Regions from separate parts of the Homo sapiens genome. Here regions 1 and 3 are each linked to region 2. Evidence: chromatin contacts called from ENCODE Hi-C or POLR2A ChIA-PET data. All regions are on one chromosome and are shown on one strand. The core of a region is the stretch at or near the end of the contact, and the rest is flanking DNA. Distances in the headings are between cores, read along the strand shown.

Region 1 (3,695 bases), core at 613-3,112, 150 kb after region 2:
ATAACAACAGACACTAACTCTTAGGAAGATGGAGAACATTAAGCTCCATTGTTCAGGCTGAGGATGACTGACTTGGGTGGCAGAAAGCTAAACAGTCTCTTTTCTGAAGAAGAAAATGCCTACGGGTGTAGCAAATCTCATTCCCAAACAGCCCTTTTTTTTTTTTTTTTTTTAATGACACAGATATAAATGACAGTGAAGGAAAATTAAAGAATCATCTCAAATCATAGAACTGGGAAGGGACCTCAAGAAATCATCATCTGATTCAGCCTCCTCTAGAAAGTTTTGTTTCTTAAATAATTTTATAAACACCAAGGCATTGTTATTTAACAAGGTCTAAGGGCAGAGAAAAATATTTTATAAATTATTTTCGTAAGCTGCTTGTAGGGCCTTTTATTATCTTAAATAATGACTAAATGAATGAAATTCTTTGAGATTTGGCAGCTTTAAGATTGCAGAGGTTGTTAAGAGGTAGAAATAGGATCCATGTTGTGTCCCTTTGGCAAAAGAAAATACTCATGCCACTGGTTCATGTCCCAAACAACCAGAAACTCACTCTCCATCTTTCTAATTTTTCAGAAATAACCTGTCATGTACATTTCCTTTTCTCTCACTGACAGAAAAGAAGGCATATTGGATAAGCAAATATAATGGAAGAATTCTGATGTGCAAAATGTCCTAATAAAGGGTCCTTCAGGGCAAAAAATACTCAAGTTGGGAGTTATGTAATTCTATCCTTGATATTATTTAGAAAACAACAGGAGAAAATACCATCCACCGTACATTCCTCGAGAACCTCCAATCAAAGGCTCTAGCATGTTTCCTGGCTTCAGACTGGCTATAAATAAATTTAATAAGGACGAAAAAAAAATCACTGCATCATTTACAGTTCTCTCTCAACTCCAGCTGACAAAAATCCAGTCCAGATGTTTGTGTTGCAAGAACAACAGTAAGAGGGTGAGCCTCAATCGTGAATATGAAAGCCCAGAGAGGGTGAGTTTGAAGAGAAAGGGAGAGCTAGGTTGGCAAGGAGGGTGTGAACAAACTTGATTTGATACTAGCTTACAGAAACACAGTAATTAATTTATTTTGTGTATAAGAAATCCAGTTTATTAGCCTTTCCTCTGCCTCATCTCCCTTTTCAAAGCCACTGGAGTTTGGCTGGTGAAGCTTGAAATGGTTGTTCCATAACCTTTGCTTTTAAATTAAACAAATGACTTCAGATTTTGGAGCAGTTGTTGACTCAGGGGAAAGCATGCCATTAAAAGTGTGCCAGAGACAGATTTAATTGGTGCAAGTCCCAAAAACTGCTTGAAGTACAGGCTTCCCACATATAGATTTCAGGGAAATTACTCAAAGGCCGCACAGCTTTGTCAGAATTTGAGATGTGAAACAAGGCAGCTGAAAGACTCCATATCAAAAGGGTAAATTCAATTCAGGAGATATTAATCTGATTACCTAAGTAAGGCTGTGAATCGGATATGCTCCATTGTGTGCTCTCGTTCAACCTGGACAGCTGGAGGAGCCAATAGCTTCCTTTTCTCTGACATATAATTAAGTTTTAAGAGATGATCAGGTTACGGATACAAAGTTTTAAGAAATATATCATTCAGGAGTGGCATTTACAGTGCTCGCCTGTTGCAAGAGACATTGTTCACTTTATTTCCTTGAGCCACACTGGAGAGTGTGTGGATCAGGGCCTAGGGGCTTGGTGTTTGTGTTTCAGGCTACAATAAACGCCCTCTGTGCACCTGCCTGGAGGAAAAACCAGTCCAGCCGCCTCCCAAGACAAAAGCGCCCTGTATTAAGTGCTGAAAACCCAGACATGAACTGACCCTGTCAAATTCCAGATAGGGAAAAAAAAAAAAAATCAATATTTTCATCCAATCCAAGAGGAGCTGTCATGTAGGTTTCTGGATTTCCTTTCTCATCTGCACTAAGTCTGAGCAACAATGACCTGTCAACAGAAGTCATCTCCTTTCTCCTGAGTCTCCTCGTCTTTCTAGATTCCTTCCCTGATGGCACAACCCATTGCCTGGCATGCCATAATCTGCCCTCCAGAGGTCAACGCATTCTCCCACTCTTTCTCTACCAGGTCTTTCCCACTGGAATCTCACTTCGGCCATGCAAGTTCATCTTCTGAAAGAGAACATTACTAACTCATGTGTTTTCAACGAGTTTTCCAATACACACTTGTCACAAACTCTAGGTACATTTAGAATTGCAAGAATGTTTATTAGGCCAGAGGATCAAGGTTATATTTCTTCCATGCTCACTGTGGTTTCCAATGCAAATTGGTCAAAAGATATACTGGGTCACACATACCAATTTCAGATGACTTCCTCTGAGAGAGCTGTTCAGCTTGGGCTTGTTCTAATTCATGTCTAGAATTAATCATGCTTGTCTCAGCTGACCTGCACATTCTCATGGAGAAAAAAAATGATTTCTTACAAATATGAAACCCAGCTAGGTGAAGTTTCATTTGTGAATTTCACCAGAGGCATGGGCAACTTTAACCTAAGTCATGGGTAAATAAACTGAAAAGGACAAGGTGATTACCTGAACTTGAAAGTGCAAGTTGGTTACAGGACCAGAAAGTACTTGTGAATTGCAATCTCCTACTCCTCTAAGCCAACCCAAAATGGAGAGAGAAATTAATTAAATCATGATTTTGATAATTATTTAAAACTGCCATAGACAGTAAAGCTTTGGCTACAAACGTTTGTTAATATATTTGATGATGAATAACTAAACTTTCAAGGTTAACAGTTTTCTCAAGGTTCTTCAATAGCTCCTCCAAACTCTAGCCCAGAGGGGAGGGACGGATGTGGGAACCAAGATGATCAGCACAAGAAAGCCAGTTCCCCAACACGGCCCTTCCACTAGGATGTGCTCGATTGTTTGTGTCTGAAGAGAGGAGAGGAACCAAGCAGCATTTTACTTCATTTGGTGCTCATTAAACAGCTGGCCGAGAAAAACAGTCATCCACCACAGGTACTAAGCTACTTCAACCTATACCATGCTATGATGGCCAGCCTGGCAAGTTCTCAGTGGAACAGGGGACTGGTTAATAGCCTGCCACCTTGTAAGTGGGTCTAACTCAATGATGGAGGTGGTCTGCTGGCTGATATCCAGGCACTGCAGACACAGTGAGTCAGGACAGACCAACCAAGGGGCCCATCTTAGTTCTGCCCTGACATCCTAAGGCAGTGGTCCAAGCCTCCATCACAAAGATCATGATGATCTCTCCTTTCTGTGAATGCCTCTGATATTAAAAATCTGCTTCTCTCATCCTGGCAATTCATTAGATGCTGTACTACAGTGTGACTTCAACTGTTTCATGTCTGTGGGCCTCACGTTCTGGATTTTCCTTCTTTTTGTAACTTTTCTTGTCTTATGCACTGTAGTGCAATACATATAGCCAGTTTAGATGTAAAGTTTAGCTTCATTACAGTATGCAGGAATTCTAGGGTTCCAACCAGATAAAACTGAAAAACACTAGAATTAGCCTTTATGTTTGAGAGGGGAGAGGCCAAGCCTGATACCGTTCTTATGGCCTCCTGAAAATTCAGCAAGCATTTCACATTATAGATGCTTCATACTTAACGTGTAAATGAATGAACAATTGAATGAATGGACCCAGTGCTCAAATTTTGGTTTCAGTCTCACTCTACTTGGGACAGTAAAGAGTTCTG
Region 2 (3,822 bases), core at 249-2,748:
TGGGTGGCTAGGAAGGCCAGTGTGGAGCAGGCAGCACAGAGATGTCAGGAACCTTGGGCACAGGCTACCCTGGAGGCTGCTTTTGTTTGTTTGTTTTTTTGAGATGGAGTCTTGCTCTTGTTGCTCAGGTTGGAGTGCAGTGGTGTGATCTTGGCTCACTGCAACCTCCGCCTCACAGGTTCAGGTGATTCTCCTGCCTCAGCCTCCCGAGTAGCTGGGATTACAGGCACCTGCCACCACACCCAGCTAATTTTTTGTATTTTTAGTAGAGACCAGATTTCACCATGTTGGCCAGGCTGGTCTCGAACTCCTGACCTCAGGTGATCCACCTGCTTCAGCCTCCCAAAGTGCTGGGATTATAGGTGTGAGCCACTGTGCCCGGCCTGGAGGCTGCTTTTATAGACTTCTGGTCCTGGCAGTTTACATGAGTTCCTGCAATACAGCCCCAACCTTAGGAAAAAGTGAGTTTTGCCTATGTGGCCCAGGAAAGCAGACATGAATAGGCGGCCATGAGGCTGAGGGTAAGCTGGCACTGATTCTTCTACTTTCTCTTCTCTAATTCCTGTGCCAGGAAGGCTTCCTGTACACCAGTCATGAATTCTTCCTCTCTTCTATTTCCTTCCCCTTCCCACCCCAACCCCAAATCTCACATTGGTTGGGAGGTGAAAGGAAGAGTGAAATGACCTGGCAGAGGAAAAGTATAAGCAGAAGAGTTTCTTCCTGTAAGGACAGGTGGTAGGACTGGCTTTCTTTCTATCCCTGCTATCTGCTATAAGATGTGGGGCCCAGAGACAATGTAATACGTTCAGCAAAGAGAAGTTCAGCAAGAAGCAATTGAAGTAGATAGCTCCCCAATATGACTTTGCATCCATACACAATTTCCTGTCCTGCTAGTTTTTTAATCCTGTCTCAGTCTCCCTCATGATCAGCAAGATTACGTGGTCGTTGATAAATTCAGTGGGGATTTCCTTGTTGAATGTGTCTGATGCTTTTCATCTGCATGCAAGGGTCCTGTCGAGAAATTAGGGAGGAAGCCCACTGACTGAAATGTCCTTCTACAGGGACCCTATTATCTCACTTCAACTGGAGTCCTAGGCTAATAAAACCCATTGGTAAGTTAAACAAACCTTTCCTCTAGCTATGCCAAGTGTCTGCGACAGAAATCCTTCATGCCAGGGTTTTCCTCCTTGTCCAAGACTTAGAAAAAAGTTGTTTTCTCAGCTGCTTTGAAGCTCAGGAAGAGAGCCAGGGAGGCAAACAAACCAGTTAGTCTTGCATCAGATAATTCAACAGGCTTTTGATAACCCCAAAGTCTTCTGTCCCTTCCCAGGTTGAGCTGAACTCTCCAAGCCAAAGGACAGAAGGGCCGGAAATGCTCCAGACAGGAAGATCTGTGACTGGAATGAGGCCATAGGATCAGGGGAGCTTGAAGTGTACCCAGTGATCCTCACAGGAATTCCCCATTGTGTTGCGAGAGCTGGAGGGAAAGGTGGCAGAGGTCCAACTCCCAGTCTGTAGTTGGATCTTAGACTGATTAGAATCTGCTTCATCACTTGGAAAATCACTCTGCATGGAACACTGAAGCCTCAACACCAGCAGCTTTGCAGGATTATGCGGGCAGAGCAGAGAATGAGTTTAGCGGCATCTAAACTGCCTTCTCATAATAGAAGAGCAAGATCTGTAGAAGTAATACAGTGCTGGAAAATGGCAGGATGGAAAAATGAACTGTATTTGAGCAGGCATGAATTTATTAATTTGTCTACATGTGGCCTACTTCCCAAGTTTTTCTACAGAAATTAGGGGACATAAAGTAAGCTGATCTGAATCCCTAAAAAATATAATATAAATAATAATATACAATATAATAATATGATATATAAATAATATAATTGTAGTCTCTGGGAAGAGTCTCTTAGGAATTTTGACCCTGAGGTTATAAGATCCTATTTCCTCATAGAATATCATTATGCTCTTGTATAACACCTCTCTGGTGATTGTTTTCAAAATGTTTACCTATAATATAACACATCAAGTTCCCAAAGTATAAGAAAGTATTGCCTAGAAAAGAGCTAGGGCTCCTTAAAGAAAATATTAATTTTTTCTGATCAGTAGGATGTTAACTTAGTAAATTATGGAATAGTAAATAGTTCAGGGTCAGAATGACATTTTGAGTTTACGGTTTTTTCCTCAACATTTTATTATGAACCTTTTCAAACATAAAACAAAAGTGAAAGAATTTTATAGTGAATACCCATAAACATATCAACTGGTTCTGCCATTAACATTTTATTACTTGAACCCAGGAATTTGAGGTTGTAATGAGCTATGATTAGCTCTCCAGCCTGGGTGACAGACCAAGGCCCTGTCTCAAAAAACGGAAACAAAAAGACCAAAATAATTTTATTACACTTGTTTTTTAGCACATATCTATTTATCTATCAACCCATCTTATTTTTTGTTCTGGTTGTTATTACATTTCAAAGTAAATTGCAAACATCAGTACACTTTTCTCTAACTACTTTAGCATGCATATAGTTAACTACAAGCTTAATATTTATTAACACAATTTAAAAACCATGTTGGTTTTTTTTTTTTTTTCAGTGAACTTTACATGTGGTTTGAAAGTGTTAATAATTCCTAGGGCTGGGCGCAGTGGCTCACGCCTGTAATCCCAGCACTTTGGGAGGCTGAGGTGGGCGTATCACGAGGTCAGGAGATTGAGACCATCCTGGGTAACATAGTGAAACCCTGTCTCTACTAAAAAAAAAAAAAAAAAAAAATACAAAAATTAGCTGGGCGTGGTGGCACGTGCCTGTAATCCCAGCTACTCGGGAGGCTGAGGCAGGAGAATCGCTTGAACCCAGGAGGTGGAGGTTGCAGTGAGCTGAGATTGTGTCACTGCACTCCAGCCTGGCAACAAAGCTAGACTCCGTCTCAAAAAAAAAGAAAGTATTAGTAATTCTTCCTGAATTATACCACAATCAGAGAAAACTTATCAACTACAAATATATGGTAGTATGCAAATTTATACAGTCAAAAATATGGGCCACCAATTCTTTCTACATTAATATCAGCTTTATTTAGGTATAATATACATGCAATAATTTTTTAACATAAGCATTTAAACTGTATATTTCCCTATAACTACTGCTTTAACTACACCACATAAGCTTTGATATGTTGTATTTTTGTTTTCATTTTCACTCATTTCTAATTTCTCTTGTGATTTATTCTTTGAACTATTGCTTATTTAGGGGTGTGTCTGTGTGTGTTTTTAAATTTGCACAGAACTGAGAATTTCCAAATTTTCCTTTTGTTACTGATTATCGATTTCATCCCAGGGCTGGGCGTGTTGGCTCACATCTATAATACCAGCACTTTGGGAGGCCGAGGTGAGCAGATCACTTGAGGCCAGGAGTTCAAGACCACCCTGACCAACATGGCAAAACCCTGTCTCTACTAAACATACAAAAATTAGTTGGGTGTGGTGGTGCATGCCTGTAATCCCAGCTACTCAGGTGGCTGAGGCACAAGAATTGCTTGAACCTGGGAGGCAGAGGTTGCAGTGAGCCAAGATCGTGCTACTGCACTCCAGCCTGGGTGACAGAGTGAGACTCTGTCTCAAAAAAAGCAAAAAAAAAAAAAAAAAAAAAAAAAAAAAAAAAAAAAAAAAAAAAAAAAAAATCATTCCATTGTGATTGGAGAAGTTTGTATGATTTCAATCTTTTAAATTTATTGAGGCTCAACTTGTAGTCTAATTTATACTTGAGAAGAACATGTATCTGCTGTTGTTTAGAGTGTTCTATAGATGCCTTTGAGGTC
Region 3 (3,500 bases), core at 387-2,886, 200 kb before region 2:
CCCGCATAGTGAATGGGAACAGTGTGGAGCAGAGGGGACAAGTGACCCATGGGGGCTGGGAGCCAGGAGCTCAGCCCGGTCCTCTCTGCCATGCTGCACCTTCCTTGCTGTGTCTGTGAAAAATTGGGGCCTGGCTGGTCCTCTCAGGGGTGGGGGACCTGGGGGCCTAACTCAGTCACCCGCCCAGGCAGGCCCAAAGGTCACACTGCCGGCCTGCGGTCGCCTTTTCAATTATAGGACCCTGAGAGCGAGCTCTGGGCCAGAGCGCAGGAGAAAGGGGCTCTGTGTGGGAGTCCCGGAGCTGCTCTGCACCCCTCACAGAGGCCAGCTCTGTGTAGTACTGCCCAGAGAGGCTGGGAGGGGTGGCAATCTCTGGCAGCACACAGCAGCCTCCCTGTTCTGATACAGGCTCCTGCATGTTAGGCCTCAGTCCTCAGTTACCCCATTGAGAAAAGGGGGAGAAGAATCTGAGAGCTGGACAAAGGTTTTATATTTTGGGATTCTGTGCACAAATCTTACTTGAGTTTCTCAGCTGCCCTAGGAGGTAGGCAGGATACCTATAGTCATCTCTGTGGGTGGGCTGAGATGACCAGGCTCAAGAGAACCCTGCCCCAGATTGTCCAGCTAGATGGCAGCAGAGGAGGAGGCTGCCTGCTGCCAGGTGAGCAGGGTCCAGGCTTTTCAAAGTCACTGACAGTGCTCAAATCTGGTTTTGCCCAGCCCGAGCCCCTTGTACATGGTGCTGTCAATGCCTGCCATTCCTGTGGGTTCTCCTGGCTCCTGCAGGACAGGGACTGTGTTCTGCTCCTTGCTAAAAGCCAGCACCTGGACCATGCCTGGCTCTTAGAAGGCCCTCAGCAGATATCAGATGGATGGATGAATGGCTGTGGTTGAATGTGGGCAGAATGCTTGGGACAGCAGTGTCACCTGGTTCCTGTCTGCTGTGAGGCAGTTACTTGTCTCAGAGAAAATAGGGAGATGGTAGAGGCTGGGAAATTATAGTCTCGATTTCCTCCTTAGCCAGCCACTAGCAACAGAGAGAAAAGACCCCGCCGATCTGTAAGATGGAAGCTGGTGTTCCTCACGTCCCACCTCTTAGGGCCGGTTTCCAGCTCCTCCCTGCCCTCTTGGCCATGGCTGCTGGAAGCCAGAGGCCCACTCTGGGGGCTGACTTCCGAGATGTATGCCAGAGTGCCCCGCGGGTGGGCGTCCCTGGCAGGCCCTGGCTGTGCAGAGGCTGTAACTGGAGCAAGAGCTGTGTGTCAGAGGGTACACGGCTGCACAAGAAGACCTCAGCCAGGATGAACTAAATCTGCCCATCTCCCCCACACGCCTGCCCTCTCCCCCGACCTGAGCAGGTTTGCAATTCATCCGCCGTCCTCAGATGCTGTTCCTGCTATCAGATGATGAAAATGGAGATTCATCTTGAAGAAAGAAAGAAGTAGCTCGCTTCCCCCACACCCCGTCTATTTGAGCCCCTCCCCTCCCCCATCACCATGTGTTCCTGAAACCTGGGGCTGTTCCAAGTCCTAAATGTGCTGGAAAGTATAACCCTGAGCAGCTGTGAACCTGCTCAGGCTGCCGTGGCCCGGGGTGAATCAGAAACCAAGAGATAGGCTAGCTAACAATGCAGCCCCTTGTTCCTGCATTGAGAGAGAGAGAGATCACCATCAGCACCGGGCTCCTGAGAGTGGGGGCAGCTAGCTGGCGCACACACATACACACACACACACACACACACTCACCATTTGCCTCCTGGCACAACCCACTCACCTAGCCCACCCAGTGTAGGTGTGCTGGGGAAAGGTGTTACATAGCAGGCCTGAGACCATCATGACTGCCTGGTGGGGCCAGCCTCTCTCTAAGGTGTCTCCATCCCAGCCTCCTACTCCCTCCTTTCACTCTAACTTACCTGGGAAGGCAGGGGGGGAGGGAGCTGGAGGGGAGGGCTTGCATGAAGCCAAATGGAGTGGGATTGTCTTGAGGTTTTCCATTGGGCTGGGGAGCATGAACGGCAGTGGGATGCACAGCCAAAGCGGGTTCTTGGAGCCTGAGAGGGTTTGGGAAAGCCTGTTTACAGGAACCAGACACCCTGAAAAAAATAACTTGCAGGCAAGTTTTGAAGCAGGCCTGGTCATGGAGCTGGCAGCCACTCAAGGCCGCGGTAGAGTTGGGGGCCTTCCTATCAGGCCTGATTACAACTGCTCACGATCCTCACCAACTGCAGGCAGGAAGTGCCAAGCACCCACGGGGGTCTAAACCACCCACAGAAACAGCCCTGTTCACACGCACCACATCCTGGGAGATGGGGCGGGGAGTTCTCTTCCCATCACAAATGGAGAAACTGAGGCTCAGGGCCATCTGCCTGCCAGGCACTGACAGCGACAAAATTAGCAGCTCATGTCCTTAATGCAATTCCTAAAGGGGGTGGGGGGTTCTGTCCACCAGACATCTCCCATGAGCCTGATCTAAAAGCAAACAAGGAGGGATGAGCAGAAACACACCCTGACGTAAAGGTGTCCCCACAGCCTCATCTTCCCAGACAAGGTGGGCACAGCCCAAACTCCAGAATGCTTCTGGGATAGAAAAAAGCCTTAATGCCAAGACCGAACCACCAGGATTCCATCAGCTCTGTAGCGCTGGGCTTATTCCCTGTCTTCATCTCCACTCAGATATCCTGCACGTTCTGCCTCAGAAAGAGCTTTCAAATCCTGCCCCTTCTGTTCCCTTCCCAAGCACCAATGCCTTCATTCAAGCCCACATCATCTCTTCCTGGAGTGTCATCAGAGCTTCCTCTCTTCGTCATGCCATCATGCCAACAATCATGCTCCCAGCTTACAAACCTTCTTGCTTTCCCTAACCTCAGGATCAAGTGCAAGCATCCCAGTCACACAAGGCCCTTTAGACACTGGGGCCAGCCCCCATTCATCCTCATCTCCTTTTGTTCCTACCCAGTAGCTGCCATGTCAGGCAACTGACTTGTTCTGTGGTACCCCTGTGCCTTTGCACATGCTGTTTCTCTGCCAAGAATATCCTCTCTCCAGCATAGTCTCTACGTGGAAAAATTGCACCCATCCTTCAGAATTCAACTCCAGTGCCCTCTGTGCATGGGCCTGTGTTCGTGTCTCCATGGTAGGGCTTCTTTGAGCCGTAATGATCATTTGCATATCTATCTATCTCATCAGACCAGTGGTTCTCAAATTGGGGTGATTTTGGCTCCAGGAGACATTTGGCAATGGCTGGAGACATTTTTGGTTGTCACAATTTGTGTGTGGGGTGGTGCTACTGGCATCTTGTGGGTGGAGGCCAGGGATGCTTCTAGACATCCTACAATACACAGGGCCATCCACACAATTATGTGGCCCCAGATGTGAGTTGTACGGAGGTTGAGAAACCCTGGACTAGTCTGTGTATCTCTTGAGGCAAATTCTTATTTGTATATCCACGGCTAGGTCTAAAGAGGTATCCTGTAACTGTTTTTTGGCTTTGTTTTTTTGAAA

Evidence for each region. Hi-C counts contacts between places; a loop is a spot of excess contacts on that map. ChIA-PET counts read pairs that join two places held with the same protein, here RNA polymerase II (POLR2A). Pooled maps may share reads with other maps.
Region 1: a map of PC-9 shows a loop between it and region 2 (6-fold over the local background). The contact joins two enhancer-like sites. A Hi-C loop is called at or near these places in 5 of 168 maps with a recorded cell type or tissue (Calu3, HepG2, PC-3 and 2 more) and 3 of 50 pooled maps. POLR2A ChIA-PET finds 5 or more read pairs at or near these places in 4 of 52 experiments (OCI-LY7, PC-9, activated CD8-positive, alpha-beta memory T cell and 1 more).
Region 3: a pooled map shows a loop between it and region 2 (2.0-fold over the local background). The contact joins two enhancer-like sites. A Hi-C loop is called at or near these places in 1 of 168 maps with a recorded cell type or tissue (IMR-90) and 8 of 50 pooled maps. POLR2A ChIA-PET finds 5 or more read pairs at or near these places in 2 of 52 experiments (OCI-LY7 and activated T-cell).

What each region holds. Positions count from the first base shown.
Region 1 is chr14:68,305,183-68,308,877 of GRCh38, reverse strand. All of the region lies in intron 8 of RAD51B (RAD51 paralog B), which reads right to left. Among named protein-coding and RNA genes, the nearest start is that of RAD51B-AS1, 380 kb to the left of the region's middle. RefSeq lists an enhancer at 2,337-2,476. Within about 2 kb of position 1,862, at least 14 of the 41 ENCODE cell types and tissues checked have a DNase peak (open chromatin) inside an H3K27ac peak, as active enhancers do; they include PC-3 and PC-9, where a contact is called at or near this core.
Region 2 is chr14:68,456,732-68,460,553 of GRCh38, reverse strand. All of the region lies in intron 9 of RAD51B (RAD51 paralog B), which reads right to left. Among named protein-coding and RNA genes, the nearest start is that of RAD51B-AS1, 230 kb to the left of the region's middle. Within about 2 kb of position 1,498, at least 26 of the 41 ENCODE cell types and tissues checked have a DNase peak (open chromatin) inside an H3K27ac peak, as active enhancers do; they include PC-3 and PC-9, where a contact is called at or near this core.
Region 3 is chr14:68,653,372-68,656,871 of GRCh38, reverse strand. All of the region lies in intron 2 of RAD51B-AS1 (RAD51B antisense RNA 1), which reads left to right. It also overlaps a transcript of RAD51B not described here. Among named protein-coding and RNA genes, the nearest start is that of RAD51B-AS1, 30 kb to the left of the region's middle. Within about 2 kb of position 1,636, at least 8 of the 41 ENCODE cell types and tissues checked have a DNase peak (open chromatin) inside an H3K27ac peak, as active enhancers do.